2 separate regions of the Homo sapiens genome follow, and region 2 is linked to region 1. A link is an interaction called in ENCODE POLR2A ChIA-PET data of the cell type or tissue named here. Cell type or tissue: OCI-LY7. All regions are shown on one strand. Each heading gives the region's core, and the rest is flanking DNA. Links, peaks and the distances in the headings are about the cores only.

What was found. Peaks named below come from ENCODE experiments on the same cell type or tissue, not always from the same donor. Only the 100,000 strongest peaks of a DNase experiment are listed, where the experiment ranks them.
Region 2: POLR2A ChIA-PET joins it to region 1 with 5 read pairs; 2 of 35 experiments call an interaction of 5 or more read pairs at or near these places.

The regions. Positions count from the first base shown.
Region 1 is chr9:134,926,480-134,934,587 of GRCh38, forward strand. No RefSeq gene overlaps it. Among named protein-coding and RNA genes, the nearest start is that of FCN1, 13 kb to the left of the region's middle. RefSeq lists enhancers at 2,033-2,891, 2,892-3,749, 6,558-6,617 and a silencer at 4,230-4,349. In OCI-LY7, for the core only: CTCF peaks have their summits at 4,959 and 5,220; DNase peaks (open chromatin) are centred at 2,912, 3,310, 4,142 and 5,022; H3K4me3 peaks cover 2,882 bases; H3K27ac peaks cover 4,146 bases.
Region 2 is chr9:134,866,391-134,873,851 of GRCh38, forward strand. It overlaps LOC101448202 (a long non-coding RNA gene), which reads right to left and starts at 6,228. Exons shown (of 2, transcript NR_103451.2): 1 at 6,159-6,228. It also overlaps a transcript of FCN2 not described here. RefSeq lists silencers at 6,098-6,271, 6,379-6,579. In OCI-LY7, for the core only: no CTCF peak of the experiment used is centred there; DNase peaks (open chromatin) are centred at 2,001, 2,801 and 3,281; H3K4me3 peaks cover 1,117 bases; H3K27ac peaks cover 2,004 bases.

The sequences.
Region 1 (8,108 bases), core at 1,173-6,172:
CAGCTACTCAGGAGGCTGAGACAGGAGAATCGCTTGAACCCGGGAAGTAGAGATTGTGGTTAGCCAAGATTGCACCATTGCACTCCAGTCTGAGCAACAAGAGCAAAACTCCGTCTCAAAAAAAAAAAAAAAAAAAAAAAAGAATGGTGAAATGGCCTTTCGGAATCACAATTACAACGCCAGCTAGGTGACAATACTTTGCAAGCCTGGGGCAAAGTTCTCCAGGAGGCTGTGTATGCTCTGAACCTGCATCAAATATATGATACTATTTTCCCCATAGCCAGGATTCATGGCTCCAGGAATCAAGCAGTGGAAGTGGAAGTGGCACCACTCACCATCACCCCTAGTGACCCACTAGCAAAATGTTTGCTTTCTGTTCCCGCAACATTATGTTCTGCTGGCCTAGAGGTCTTAGTTCCAGAGGGAGGAACGCTGCCACCAGGAGACACCACAATGATTCCATTAAACTGGAAGTTAAGATTGCCATCTGGACACTTTGGGACAGGACCTCCTCCTGCCTCTAAGTCAACAGCCTAAGAAGGGAGTTACAGTGTTGGCTGGGGTGATTGACCCAGACCATCGAGATAAAGTCAGTCTACTGCTCCACAGCGGAGGTAAGGAAGAGTATGCATGGAGTACAGATTTCTTAGGGTGTCTCCTCTGTGATTAAGGTCAATGGGACCTCCTGCCCTGTAATTAAGGTCAATGGGAAACTACAACAGCCCAGTCCAGGCAGGACTCCAGTTGGCCCAGACCCTTCAGGAATGAAGGATTGAGTCACTCCACCAGGTAAAAAACCATAACCCAGGCCAGGTGCGGTGGCTCATGCCTGTAATCCCAGCACTTTGGGAGGCCGAGGTGGGTGGATCACCTGAGGTCAGGAGTTCGAGACTAGCCTGACCAACATGGCAAAACCCTGATTCTACTAAATACGAAAAATTAGCCAGGCATGGTGGCGCATGCCTGTAATCCCAGCTACTTAGGAGGTTGAGGCAGGACAATGGCTTGAACCTGGGAGGTGGAGATTGCAGTGAGCCGAGATCACACCATTGCACTGCAGCCTGGGCAACAAGAGTGAAACTCCGTCTCAAAAATAAATAAATAAAAAATAAGAACCACAACCCGCTGAGGTGCCTGCTGAAGGCAAAGGGAATACAGAACAGGTAGTAGAAGAAGGTAGTCATCAGTACCAGCTACAACCACGTGACTAGGTGCAGAAATGAGGACTGTAATTGTCATGAGTATTTCCTCCTTATTTTATTAGGAATATGTTTGTGCATGTATACCCTTGTACTAAGAAAATATCTTCACTTTATTTCTTCTTTTTCCTTCTACCATGTGACATAAGATTTATTGACTTCATATCAACATTTAAGTGTTGTTAACTTTATATAATATCATTTAGGTTAAGGATTAGTGTGCTTCCAGTTGTACGAAGGACAGCTATATTATGTTAGGTGTAATTATGACTTTATTATTGTCTTTATTTGAAAATTACATATGATACCAGGAGAATGTGTATGGGTTCAAGTTGACAGGGGGTGGACTTGTGATGATTAATACTGAGTGTCAACTTGATTAGATTGAAGGATGCAAAGTATTGTTCCTGGGTGTTTCTGTGACGGAGTTGGTAGAGGAGAGTAACGTTTGAGTCAGTGGACAGGGAGAGGCAGATTCACCCCCAATCTGGATGGACACCATCTAATCAGCTATGAGCGCGGCTAGAATAAAGCAGGCAGAAGAAGATGGAAGGACTAGACTTTCTGAGTCTTCCAGCCTTCATCTTTCTCCTGTGCTCGATGCTTCCTGCCCTCGAACATCAGACTCAAGTTCTTCAGTTTTTGGACTCTTGGACTTACACCAGTGGTTTGCCAGGGGCTCTCAGGCCTTTGGCCACAGACTGAAGGCTGCACTGTCGGCTTCCCTACTTTTGAGGTTTTGGGACTCAGACTGGCTTCCTTGCTCCTCAACTTGCAGATGGCCTATGGTGGGACTTCACTTTGTTATCGCGTAAGTCAATTCTCCTAATCAATTCCCCTTCATATATACATCTATTAGTTCTGTCCCTCTAGGGAACCCTGACTAATACAGGGTCTTTAGGGAGATTCCTGCAATGAGCAATGAAGTCCTTTGCAAGTTTCATCTTCCTGAGCAAGAGTCTCAAGGAACACTAAAGTTCTGCTAATGCAGACCTTGGGGGTAGATGTCCAAGTTATGGCCTCAGCAGGTGAAGCAACATCACCAAAAGCCCAGCGGAGAGCCGTGGAGTCAGGAACCGACTTAGAGTGACACCTAGAGCCAGGTTCTCCTTAAAATGTGCCACCATTGCTGGTGGAGCTTTCCAGGACCCACCGGCCCCAGTGGGCACCTGAGAGCAGCAGCTGTGTCCCCTTCACCCACCCAGAGACCTGGCTCCTCCAGGCACCAGAGCTGCCACAGGGCAGTTGGCTCCCTCCGGAGTGGGGGTTGGAACCAGTGTCGAGCCCAGGCGTATCCCCTGGGCTGGGCTATCCCCGTCCCTCTGTTGGGACACGCCCCCTCATTTTCTGCTTATCGTGTCTGGCTGGTGGTGGGAAGATGGACAGCTCGCCTGGCTGGACCCGGTGGGGCCCTCCACACATTACTCTTTAGGGTCCTGTGAGGAAGCAGAGGGCACCTTTGCTTGGCTGTGAGGACAGACTGTGCCTGCAGCCCTGCCGCTGGGGAGAGGTTCTCTGCCGAGTCAAACCAGAGCCCAGACCCCAGGAAAGGGACCAAGGGCTGCCTGCTCCACCTCTGTTTGGTTATTTCTTATTGGGGGGAAGAGGAATCCAGGACTTTCCTTGAGCAATGCCAGATGCGTCCACACCCATGGGCTTCCTCTCCTCAACCTCAGGACACACGGCCCTGCTTCCTCCTTGTGGCTAACTAGCCCCACTTCTGCCCCTGCTTCCTCCTTGTGGCTGACTAGCCCCATTCCTGCCCTAGGTTCCTCATTCTTTTCTCCAGAGAGGCACGCTCTGTCACCATGTGCCGGCTCCAGGACAGGGGTTTTCGGAAGACCCATGGAATTATTCCATCCCCAACCCCTGGGCAGGGACCCAGCAGCTCACGGAGTTGACCCAGCCTGACCCCTCACTACCTCTTCCTCACCAATATCCCACCTCGTCCAGTCCTCAGGACAGCCCAGGCCACCCCTGCCTCCTGACTCAGGCATCAGGCCCCAGCCTGGGAGCATGAGGTTTATTGAGCACCTGTTATCCCCCTGAGTGGGAGGCCTCCCAGCAGCCCCATGCCTGTGTGAGGAGCAGGGACTGTGGGTCCACACAGACCGGGGCTCTCCCCACCTGGGATGCGGGACCTTGGACCAGCTCCTGGCAGGCCATGCCAATAAGGGCAGGTGAGAGCTGCAGCCCCTTCTGCTGAGAGGGAGAGACAGCCCTGCTGAGAGTTGGGACAGTCATGCCAAGAGCAGGGAGTAGTGGTGCTGAGTTTGGGGGACAGTCATGCTGAGTTGAGGGAGAGTCGTACTGCACAGAGCAGTCTTCTCCCTCCCCTCTCCCCGTGTCCCTAGGTCCAAGCAATGGTTTCTCTTGGCCTTCCTCCCCTTTGCTCCATCTCCCAGACAAATGGCCATAGTCCTCCCAAGGGTTCTTCCAGCAAAGGGAGCCACCTGGATGGAATGCCAGTCCTCCTCGGGTCTCCAGGGAAGAGTGGGTAGATTTGCTTTCCCCACCTCCTGGTAGGTGTGCTTGGGGGGAATGCTGCTGCAGAGAGCAGGGTGCGAGGATGTTCTGGGGCTCTGCAAACACCAGCGGACACCAGAGAAGCCAAAAATCCAACCTCGAAAGGCCTGGGGCCGGGGTAGGCACCATTATCCACCAGTGCCGCGTCCCCACAGACTCCTTTCTCTCCCTCTCCCTTTATCCCACACTCCTTCTCTTTCCCTGCCTCTCCTCCATGCCTAAACAACACTTTCTTGTGTTTAGTGCATAGCTTTTTATTTTAACCATGTTCTTTCAAAATGAATCTGTGTGTGTGTATTTTTAACTTAGGTAAATGGCATCTGTGGCACCTGGCTCTGAACATTACTTCCTCCACCGAATTTGCATCATGCACGTGTGACTTTTACCATCACCCATCCTGGTGCATCTGCATTCAGCCCGACGCTTTCCACAGCCGTGCCACACTCCCCGGGCTGCACCTACTGGGTGACCCAGGTGGCCTGTAAGCCTACCTTCACTCCCAGCGCCAATGCTGCAGTGCCACCCCCGCCCCCAATCGCCGCCTCCCCCCCCTACCCGCCCCCGACGGAACCTGTGTCAGAGTCCTCCTGGCTCACACCAAGGTGGGGACTTCGAGCAGTAAAACTGGACTGTATAGAAAGGCTGTGCTCCAGTGGGGGCCGTGCTGGCTGTTTTTTTTTTTTTTTTTTTTTTTTTTTGAGACAGAGTCTCGCTCTGTCGCCCAGGCTGGAGTGCTGTGGTGCGATCTCGGCTCACTGCAAGCTCCGCCTCCCGGGTTCACGCCATTCTCCTGCCTCAGCCTCCTGAGTAGTTGGGACTACAGGCACCTGCCACCATGCCCAGCTAAATTTTTTGTATTTTTTAGTAGAGACGGGGTTTCACTGTGTTAGCCAGGATGGTCACGATCTCCTGACCTCGTGATCCACCCGCCTCGGCCTCCCAAAATGCTGGGATTACAGGCATGAGCCACCCCGCCCGGCCCGGTGCTGGTTTCTACATTTTCCCACCGACTCTTTGCACGCTCCTGCTTCCTGAGTGTGCCCGGGATTTGGAACATCTTGCTGGTGCTCATGAGCTTCACAGTGGACAACGTAACTGCTGCCCGAGTAAACTGCTCCTTCCTAGCTTTCTCTGCGGGAACTGCTGCCTTTCACTGCTCATGCCTTAGCTCTAGACATCGACCTTTGTGGGCTTCAGACATTGCAAATCTCTTCTTCCTTTCTATCAGCTCTCCGTGGACTTTGCCCCCTACAGTTTTTTGAGCTAGTAATTTTGGCTTCTAAAGTTTTCTTAGCTGAGTGTGGTTGCTCATGCCTGTAATCCCAGACCAGGTGTGTGCGTGTGACCCGTGAGGCTCTGCAGTGGAGAAGACAGACCAGGTGTGTGCCTGTGTGTGTGTGTATGTGCACGCACACCGTGCTCCCCCCTCAGAGCCTCGGTTTCCCTATGTGTAGCGAGTTTGAACCAGAATCCCAGCACTTCAGGAAGCCAAGGTAGGAGGATTGCTTGAGCCCAAGACTTCAAGACCACATGGCGAGACCCTATCCCTACAAAAAAATAAATTAGCCAGGTGTGTTGGTACATGCCAGTAGCCCTAGCTGCTCAGGAGGCTGAGGTGGGGGGATCCTTTAAGCCCAGGAATTCGAGGCTGCAGTGAGCTGTGATTATACCACTGCACTCCAGCCTGGATGACAGGTTGAGACCCTGTCTAAATAAATAAGTTTTCTTTAAGAAGGCTTTTGCAGCCCTTAAGCCCTAAAGATACTCTGCAGTCTTTTGGCTTTCTGATTTTCTACTTTTCCAATCTGGCCCTTTAATCCATGGAGTCCTCCCGTGTCTGTGACCCACAGGTGTAGAAATTCATTGCTGACCTCTATCTGCTAAGCAAACATCAACCAGACCACATGCTCCTTCCCCATTGGATTTGCAGTGTTGCCTTTGGGATTTAAGTTCCCACTTGGGTCAATGTTGGCCATGTCTCTGGGCTCTTGGTTCTAGGCCGTTGCTCTTCTTGCCAGTGCCACGTGGCATTTATTGCTGCGTCTTTGCAGGGCATCTTCCTATCTCACAAGACAAGCCCACGCCCTTTGCCCTTCTTTTCTAATGTTGAGCTAGCCATCTGAGGACCTTAACTCCTCCATCACTGCTGAGCTCCACAAGCACTCTTGATTGCGATTGCGTTGAATTTGTGGGTTCGTCTGGAGACACTCGGCATTGTCCTGACATCAGGCCGCTGCTTCTGAGAGTGTGGAGCGCGCAGAGCCCTGCCCGTCTTCAGACTGTCTTCCACATCTTGTATCAGAGTGGACATTTTTGGTTGATTCCTAGATACTTAATGAATTCTGTTCCTGTGGTGAATGGCATCTTTTTCAGAATTATATTTTCTAATTGGCATTGCTGGGGAAAAGAAATGGTTTGGACTTCTGTAGGCCCAATATGTCTAGCAGAAATAGGCCATGTATCTGTCAGTCCTACTGGTGTTTTTCTACATAGATCATTTGATTAGGAAGAAGTCAATGACTCACTAAAAACGAAGCCCAGAAAAACTAGTTCTCCATTGTCTAGAGTGGTAAGAACTCATTCTTTACACACGTGCACGAACGCACACATGAGTGCACACACACACACACACACACACAACCTGGTCTGTCTTCTCCCCTGCAGAGCCCCATGGGTCCTGCTTGGTGTTATGTCTCGTGCTCCATTCACAGCACACCAGGGACACAGGTAGCAGAGCTCAAGCCTGCTTGAACAAACAGGCCAGGTATTCATAGAGTTCTGGTAGCAAGGGAGTAAATTCTGCCCGATTTCTTTCCTCCAGCCTCAGAGGTGTCTTCTTCCTCTTCCTGGAGTGACTGGGGGGTGGCTACCAAGTTTGAAAGGCAAAAGCCGACCCAGCAGACCCAGTTCCCTGCCCCTGGTAGCCTCTCCAGAGGGCACCTGATGGCAGGCCCCTCTGGAGGATGGGTGCCTCCTGCCAGATAAACTCCCTGACTCCAGATAGTCCAGGCTGCAGTGCCCAGTGGCAGCCCAGGCCAGGGAAAGGGTGGGCGAGAAGCCAGGGCTCCAGTACAGCTTTGAGCAAGCTCTGCAACAGGACGGACTCCAACCATTGAGACCAGATGACCTTTCAGAGCCTTCTCTGCTGAAGCTGACTCTCCTCTCCACCCCCTGACCCCCCACCCTGCCCCGCTGGCTCCGTCTTCCAATTCCAGGAGTCACTGTCGCCGTCAGCTGGTGACCCTGCCACTACTCAGGCCTCATGGGCAGGCAAGGGTCCCCCGGCTCTTGTGTCAGGATCTCCTTTGCAGTAAGAGATCCTAACATCTGTAGAGAATGGGTTCAGCAAAAGGCACACCTGCCAACAGGGTGGTTTGTTCCAGTGCTCAAGGCAAAGCCGACCAATAACATGCTTAGGACGTGGGAATGTGAGATGGGGCAGCTGTGGTAGAAACAGGCTGGCAGCTCCTCCAACAGCCCCCAGCAGCAACCTTGGGAATATACCCAAGAGAAATGAAACAGGCCTCCACACAAACCCCCGCACAAGCACGTTCATAGTAGCACACTTCACAATCCCCAAAAGGTGGAGGTGACCCAGGTACCCTCAACAGAAAGGGATGAACACAGTGTGGTCTCCCCACAGAGGGGAGAGTCCTTCCCCGTTTCCTCTGTCCCCGTGCTGTCACCTCCTCCCTGCCCAGATCCCTGGGCTGGCAGCAACATTGCCCTTTATAAAGCCCCCTACCAGCTACAAAAGGTGAGGTGCTTATCAGCCCTTATGAGGGAGCAGAGGGCAACAAGAGTGAGCCACGGAAGGCAGGGAGCATGGGTCCAGGCAACAACAGGGCAAGCCCTCCTAACATGCCCCACATGAGAAGCCAGGCCACACAGCCCAGGATTCCACTGACGGGAAATCGCCACAATGGGCCGATTGACAGACAGAGAGAACATTCCTTGTGGCCAGGGGATGAGAAGAAGGGTGGCAGGGGGGTAACAGCCAAAGGGTCCAGGGTTTCTTTTAAGGTGATGAAAATGTCCTAAAACTAGAATATGATGATGGCTGCACGATCCTGTAACTATACAGAAAACCTGTGCACTTTAAAAGGGCGAATTCCGCCAGGCGCAGCGGCTCCCGCCTGTAATCCCTGCACTTTGGGAGGCCGAGGTGGGTGGATCACTTGAGGCCAGGAGGTTGAGACCAGTTTGGCCAACATGGTGAAACCCCATTTCTACTAAAAATACAAAAATTAGCCAGGCGTGTTGGCGCATGCCTGTAACCTTAGCTACTGGGGAGGCTGAGGCAGGAGAATTGCTTGAACCCGGGGGGTGGAGGTGGCAGTGAGCTGACATCACACCACTGCACTCCAGACTGGGCAACGGGGT
Region 2 (7,461 bases), core at 883-5,882, 60 kb before region 1:
GGATTCCCTATTTAATAAATGGTGCTGGGAAAACTGGCTAGCCATATGTAGAAAGCTGAAACTGGAACCCTTCCTTACACCTTATACAAAAATCAATTCAAGATGGATTAAAGACTTAAATGTTAGACCTAAAACCATAAAAACCCTAGAAGAAAACCTAGGCATTACCATTCAGGACATAGGCATGGGCAAGGACTTCATGTCCAAAACACCAAAAACAATGGCAACAAAAGCCAAAATTGACAAATGGGATCTAATTAAACTAAAGAGCTTCTGCACAGCAAAAGAAACTACCATCAGAGTGAACAGGCAACCTACAAAATGGGAGAAAATTTTTGCAACCTACTCATCTGACAAAGGGCTAATATCCAGAATCTACAATGAACTCAAACAAATTTACAAGAAAAAAACAAACAACCCCATCAAAAAGTGGGCAAAGGACATGAACAGACACTTCTCAAAAGAAGACATTTATGCAGCCAAAAAACACATGAAAAAATGCTCATCATGACTGGCCATCAGAGAAATGCAAATCAAAACCACAATGAGATACCATCTCACACCAGTTAGAATGGCAATCATTAAAAAGTCAGGAAACAACAGGTGCTGGAGAGGATGTGGAGAAATAGGAACACTTTTACACTGTTGGTGGGACTGTAAACTAGTTCAACCATTGTGGAAGTCAGTGTGGTGATTCCTCAGGGATCTAGAACTAGAAATACCATTTGACCCAGCCATCCCATTACTGGGTATATACCCAAAGGACTATAAATCATGCTGCTATAAAGACACATGCACACGTATGTTTATTGCGGCATTATTCACAATAGCAAAGACTTGGAACCAACCCAAATGTCCAACAATGATAGACTGGATTAAGAAAATGTGGCACATATACACCATGGAATACTATGCAGCCATAAAAAATGATGAGTTCACAACCTTTGTAGGGACATGGATGAAATTGGAAATCATCATTCTCAGTAAACTATCACAAGAACAAAAAACCAAACACCGCATATTCTCACTCATAGGTGGGAATTGAACAATGAGATCACATGGACACAGGAAGGGGAACATCACATTCTGGGGACTGTGGTGGGGTGGGGGGAGGGGGGAGGGATAGCATTGGGAGATATACCTAATGCTAGATGACGAGTTAGTGGGTGCAGCACACCAGCATGGCACATGTATACATATGTAACTAACCTGCACATTGTACCCATGTACCCTAAAACTTAAACTATAATAAAAAAAAAATTGGGGATACTTTAAAAAAAAAAAAAAAAGAAGTAAACAACCTTGGTTTGGCTGCAGCTGTGCCACACCTGGCTCTGTGTCCTTGGACCCCACACTGCCCCTCTCCAGAGGACCTAGAAAGCCCCTTCCAGCCCCGTAATTCTACAACCACATTCCCAAGGTCTGGGAGGGAAAATGCTTTGTCAGCCCCAATTCCCCAAGTTTCTTAGAAATATTGGTGGTCATTAGTTATTGAAAGTGCCCACTGTTTATTAAGCTCTTTCTAAATGCCATAAATTACAATAAGAGATTTAAAATGCACATTCTCTAATCCAACCCTGGCCACAACCTTGTTACTATCCCCACTTGGCAGCCCAGAGCACAAAGCTCAGAGGAGTTAAGTGATCTGCCACAGGACACACAGCACTGAGGACATGGGCCTCCCCTAGATCGGGGTGGCCTCCAACGCCAGGTCTCTGCCCCTCATCACCTCTCCGCCTCACCAGTGCCCGAGGGGTGAGGACAGACCAAGGACCCAGCGGAGCAGATCCAGGCTCCCTGGAACTTCATGGAGAATGCCCTATTTTTCCCTCTGAGCAGGTGATTCTGACACACCACAACAACTACCCCTTCTCCACCGAAGACCAAGACAACGACCGAGATGCTGAAAACTGTGCCGTGCACTATCAGGGAGCCTGGTGGTATGCCAGCTGTCACCTGTCACACCTGAATGGTGTCTACCTCGGGGGGGCCCGTGACAGCTTTACAAACGGCATCAACTGGAAGTCGGGGAAAGGGAACAACTACAGCTACAAGGTGTCGGAGATGAAGGTGCGGCCCACCTAGCCCGGCGCTGAGGTCAGAGGTTCTCTCCACACACCCTGGCTGGAGGAGCGCATCCCTCAGCCCTCACCAAGAGGGCAATGTGGGGATCATGGCCCCCATCCTCATGGGAAGAGGGAGCTCCCACCAGTCCCTTATAGGCATGGCCCGCAGAGCTTTGCACCCAGTGCCAGCATCCAGCCCCCTGCCTCCCATCTGCAAGGCTAGGCGAAGCCCCAGCGTGCCTCCCTCACCGCAGCCATCAGTGCTTGCTTGCCTCACAGACAATGGTGGGATGCCATGGCCGTTTGCCCTGCCCTGACCAGTGACCACACCACTGTGCTGCTCATCCGTCCTTGCTTCCCTGTGATTTGGCCCTATGGGTGGATCAGATGCCCTAGGGCTGAGGGAGTTCCCCACTGGCTAAGACAAAGCAGGGCCACCGTGCCTGTTTGTGAATAAAGTTTTATCGGCACAGCCATGCCCATGGCTTCCATATTGTCTCTGGTTGGTTTCTATCATCCCCGGAAGCTTCCAAGTGCCAGGCAGAATAGAGTAGTTGGGACGGAGACCGTATGACTCGCAACTCCTAAATTGTGTATTAATCAGTCCTTTACAGAGAGTGTTCGCCGACCTCTGCACTCAGAGCCACCTGACCCCGGCCGCCTGGCCCCTGCTCTGCCCACTCGGCCCCCGTGCCGGGGCTTCCTGCCACCTGCCTCCTAGGGTCCCTTGGGACTCATGCATGAGAGCCTCACACGTTGTACCAAAGGTGACTGTGTGCACGTGAATCCCTCATCAAGAACAAAGCAAAGATTTGAAGGGGGCGAGTGGGTGAGAAGGATCTGGGCCCATGGGAGAGGGAAAGGTCCTCCTCCCTCAAGCGCTTCCTCTTGGAATTAGCCAGAAAGCTGAGCCCACAAAACCGTGGGTTGCATAAGGCCTGACAACACCTGTTTTCCTTCTGATCAGCCAAGTAGGCCCTCTCCTGGGACCAGCTGCCCTGAGCCCAGACCCCGCAGAGGGTGGAGGGTTCTCCCCAGCCTCGGTCTCTCTCCCGGAGAGGGCTCAGACCCCCGCAGGCTCCCTTCCCCGCCTCTGGAAATCAGGGCCCTCCCTAGGCCTCTGGCTTTGCTTTTGCTTCTGTTAGTCTCTCCGAGGCTTCCTTCTGCCTTTTCTCTGCTCGACTCAACTCTCCAGGTGGAAATGCTGGCAGGCCCAGTGCGGCTGCTTCACAGATGACTCTTCTCAACCTGTGACCTGCAGGGACCCATAAGCCTCTAGCAGAGGCCTCCGAGGGGCTGAGGCTCACAGGAGAGGGTGTGGGGAGCATGGAGGAGCCTTGGCTCCTGCCCTCAGGTGCTCCTGATGCAGGTGAGGGCTACGTGATCACAGAACAGGCCCCTCAGGTGGGCGCTGCACTGTTCCCGAGCTCCCACTGTCTGCAAGCACCCATAGCCAGCATAAGGGGGACAGATGGCTGCAGGAGGGGGGGGCCCACAAATTCCTGTTGTTAGGGGGCTTCATTCACATGGGGTGGGTTTGCCCCAGGCCTGAGAGGATGAATCGGATCCGACTCTGGTGGTCCTCCTGTCCACTCTCAGACTCCGTGGACAGCCCCTGGGCTAGGCAGGGTTCCTCTGCCCAAGGGGCAGCCTGGCCTGAAGGAGTTAATGTGGAGGTGGCTGGTGGCACCTGGCAAACCCCCCTCTGTGGGACACTGGATGCCGGTTTCCCCGAGTTCTGCTGGCTGCAGCTTCATGTGGGAGACAGCAGCCCCCAGGCCATTGCCCCCCGAGGCAGCAGGTCTCGCAGCCCCACGGTTCCGACTCCGCTGCCTGGAGCCTGGCCCACCCGGCCTAGTGTGGGTGCAGAGGTCCGTGGGCTCACTGGGAGGGCCGAGTGTAGACCTGGGCATGGCAAGGGCCAGGGGGTGCCCAGAAGTTCCCAGCCCCAGCCTTCACCCCCAGGGTGACGCCTGCCACTCCCTGCACCTTCACCACCTGGCCTCTGAGTTCAGCTGTGCCCCTCGGGGGGCCAAGCCCATGTTACCTCAGTGGAGGGAGGCCGTGCCTGAGTGGCAGCAATAAGTGCCCTCGGGGGGTGCCCTGGGTGCCTCCTGTACTGAGCCCCAAGCAGCCACGGTGAGCAAAGGAGACCCTGCCCTGAGCACAGAGCCCGGCCCTGCGGGGGGACAGCCAGCCCACCACTGACCGCACAGCCACTCCACTGTGATGAAGGAAGGGGGACACGGAGAGCACAGTATAAGCCCCCAGACTCTGAGTCGTCAGATGCTCCCAGGGGAGGGGAGATGACACTGAGCCCCAGAAGAGGGAGAGGTTTTAGGACGAAGGTGGGGTGGGAGGGAGGTGGGAGGGAAGCTGGCAGAAGGCAGCTTGTGCACTCAGAGCCTCCTCCCTTAAGCGGGTCAGAATCCTCACTGCACAGGTCTCCCCCAACACCAGCACTGGGCTCGGCGGTGCCCTCTCTCCATTCTCCACCCAGAGGCGCTGCCCTCTGACCCCAGAGTCAGGCGACCTCGTTGCCAGCACGGCCGACATGGTACAGCCCCTCAGGTTTTGGTTTCCTTGCCCAAAGTGTCTTTTGTTTTCTAATATGCCTTGTACTTATTGATTGATTGGTTGATTGAGCGCTACGAAAGCCCCTGAGTGGGCAGGCCTGGGTTTTATTACTGTTACCACTCTTCTACAATTTACTCAACGTGTGATCCCAATCAGGCAGGGCAATATTCCAGGATCGGCGCTGAGGACTGGTGGAATGAATTGTCTCTGCCATGGATTCCCGCGGCTTGGCCACTGAGTGTGGTTTTCGGGGCCTGTGGTTTCTGGGATCTGTGACTGCATCCTGGTCTGGGGGCCACTGTTTGGGCTGTCCCTGTGTCCTCCTTCTCGACAGTTGGATGGGGGGCTCATGCCTGGCATCTCGCGGGTCCCACCTGTCAGGTCATATCATCATCCTGACCAGGAAAAGGGCAGGAAGTGGAGAGGAGCGGGGCTGGGCTGTGCCGCCGCTGCGTGCTCACTCCCCTGTGACCGCACGCTGAGCCCACACCTAGTCCTCTGTTCTTCACCCCTCTCTGGCTCTGGGGCCCCAGACCCTTCGGGACCAGGGAGCTGTGTAGAGTGGGCACTGGGCTCCCTGCCCGGCCCCTGCCGAGCTCCTTCTAGGACCCGGTGCTGAGAGGGAGGATGTGGGTCTGTGGGGAGGTGGACTGGGATGGGCAGGAGTCCTGGCTGCCCCTTACCCGAGAGGAAAGAGCCATCGGAAAGCTTATGCTCTGGGTCCCACAGGATTTTCTTTTCTAAGAGCCTAGAGGGGTGTACTTGACATTGAATAAGCTACATGGCTTTGAAGTGCACAACTTGAGTAGTTTGACAGAGGATGCACCCGTGAAACCAGCACCACAATTGAGACAAGGAACAGATCTGTCACCCCCAGAAGCTTCCTCGTTGCAATCCCACCCACCCCCACCCGGCCCCACTTATCGTGTCCCCAGGCAACATCTGTGCTTTTCTCTGTCACTATAGCTTATTTTCCTAAGATTTTTTACGAGTGAAATCACATCCTATCCACTCTCTGCTGCCTGTCTTCCTCCCCCCGGCAGACCTATTTTAAGGGTCATGATGTTGTACTGTGCACAGCAGTTTGTTTCCTTTCACTGTAGTCATACTCCGTGTGTGGATGGACCACAGCTGTGTATCCATTCAGCGGAGTCGTACCCCGTGTGTGGATGGACCACAGCTGTGTATCCATTCAGCGGAGTCGTACCCCGTGGATGGATGGACCACAGCTGTGTATCCGATCAGCAGAGTCATACTCTGTGTGTGGATAGACCACAGCTATGTATCCATTCAGGTGTTGATGGACATTTAGGTTGCTTCCAGGTGGGGCCATGACAAACCAGGCTGCTATGAATCTCTGTGCACAGGTCTTTGTGTAGATATATGGTTTCATTTCTCTCGGGTTAATATCCAGGCTTGGAAATGGCTGGATTGTACGATAGGTGTATTAGCCCGTTCTCACACTGCTCGTAAAGATTGGGTAATTTATAAAGGAAAGAGGTTTAATGGACTCACAGTTCCACGTGGCTGGGGAGGCCTCACCATCATCGCAGAAGGCAAAGGAGGAACAAAGTCACGTCTCGCCGGGCAGCAGACAAGAGAGAGCGTGGTGCGGGGGAACTCCCCTTTATAAAACCATCAGATCTCGTGAGACTTGTTCACCATCACGAGAACAGCACGAGAAGACCCGCCCTCGTGATTCAGTTACCTCCTACCGGGTCCCTCCCATGACACATGGGAATTATGGGAGCTACAATGTGAGATTTGGGTGGGGACACAGCCAAACCATATCAGTGGGTATGTTTTTAACTTTTTCCAAATTGCAAAGCAGTTTTCCAAAAAGGCTGCACCGCTTAATCCAGCAGTGCAAGAGAAGCGGGTCCTCCACATCCTTGTCAGCACTGGGTACCGTCAGTCCTCTTAGGTTGAACCAATTTCACAGGGGTGTGGTGACGTCTCATCACGTTTTGTTCCCGTTTTCCTTATGACTGATGACGTTGAGCATCTTTTCATGGGCTTATTTGCTATATCCGCACATCTTCTTCAGTGAAGCATCCTTTCACATTGTGTGCCTGTTTTTTTTTAATTGGAGGGTTAGTTTTTTTTTTTACTGAGTTTGAAGAGTTATCTCTGTGTTCCGAGTACCACCCCTTTATCAAATGTATGTGATGCATGAGAGCCTATTGCTGCTGTAAGATAATTACCACAAACTTAGAGGCTTACAATCACACAAAATTATTATTTTACAGTTGTGGAAGTCAGAAGCCTAAAATCAAGTTGTTGATAGGGCTGGGTTCCTTCTGGAGGCTTCTGGGGAGAATCTGCTTCGTTGTCTTTTCCAGCTTTTAGAGGCTGCTGCGTAACAACTCATGGCCCCTCCCTTCATCTGCAAAGAGTATGTCTCCAATCTTGGCTTCTGTCCTCATTGCCTCCTTTTCCTCCCTGACCCTAACTCTACTGCTCCCCATTTAGAAGGACCCTTGGGATTACACCAGGCCCACTCAGAGAGGCCAGGATCATCTCCCCGTGTCACGACCCTTCATCTCATTTGCATTTTGCCATGTACGGTTGATGGCCTTGGGGGCCATTCTTCAGCCTACAACATATGATTTGCAAATATATTCTCTGAGTCTGTGGCTAGGAAGAGTCGACGATGTTAAGCTGCCTATTCTCCTGACATTGATCTGCAGATGCAATGCAGTCTAAATGAAAATCCCAGCAGCCCTGGGTACAAATCAGCTTCAATTTGTAATAAAACAGAGCTGCTGGGATTTTCATTTGAACTGTGGCTTTCTTTTTATTCCCTTAACACAGTCTT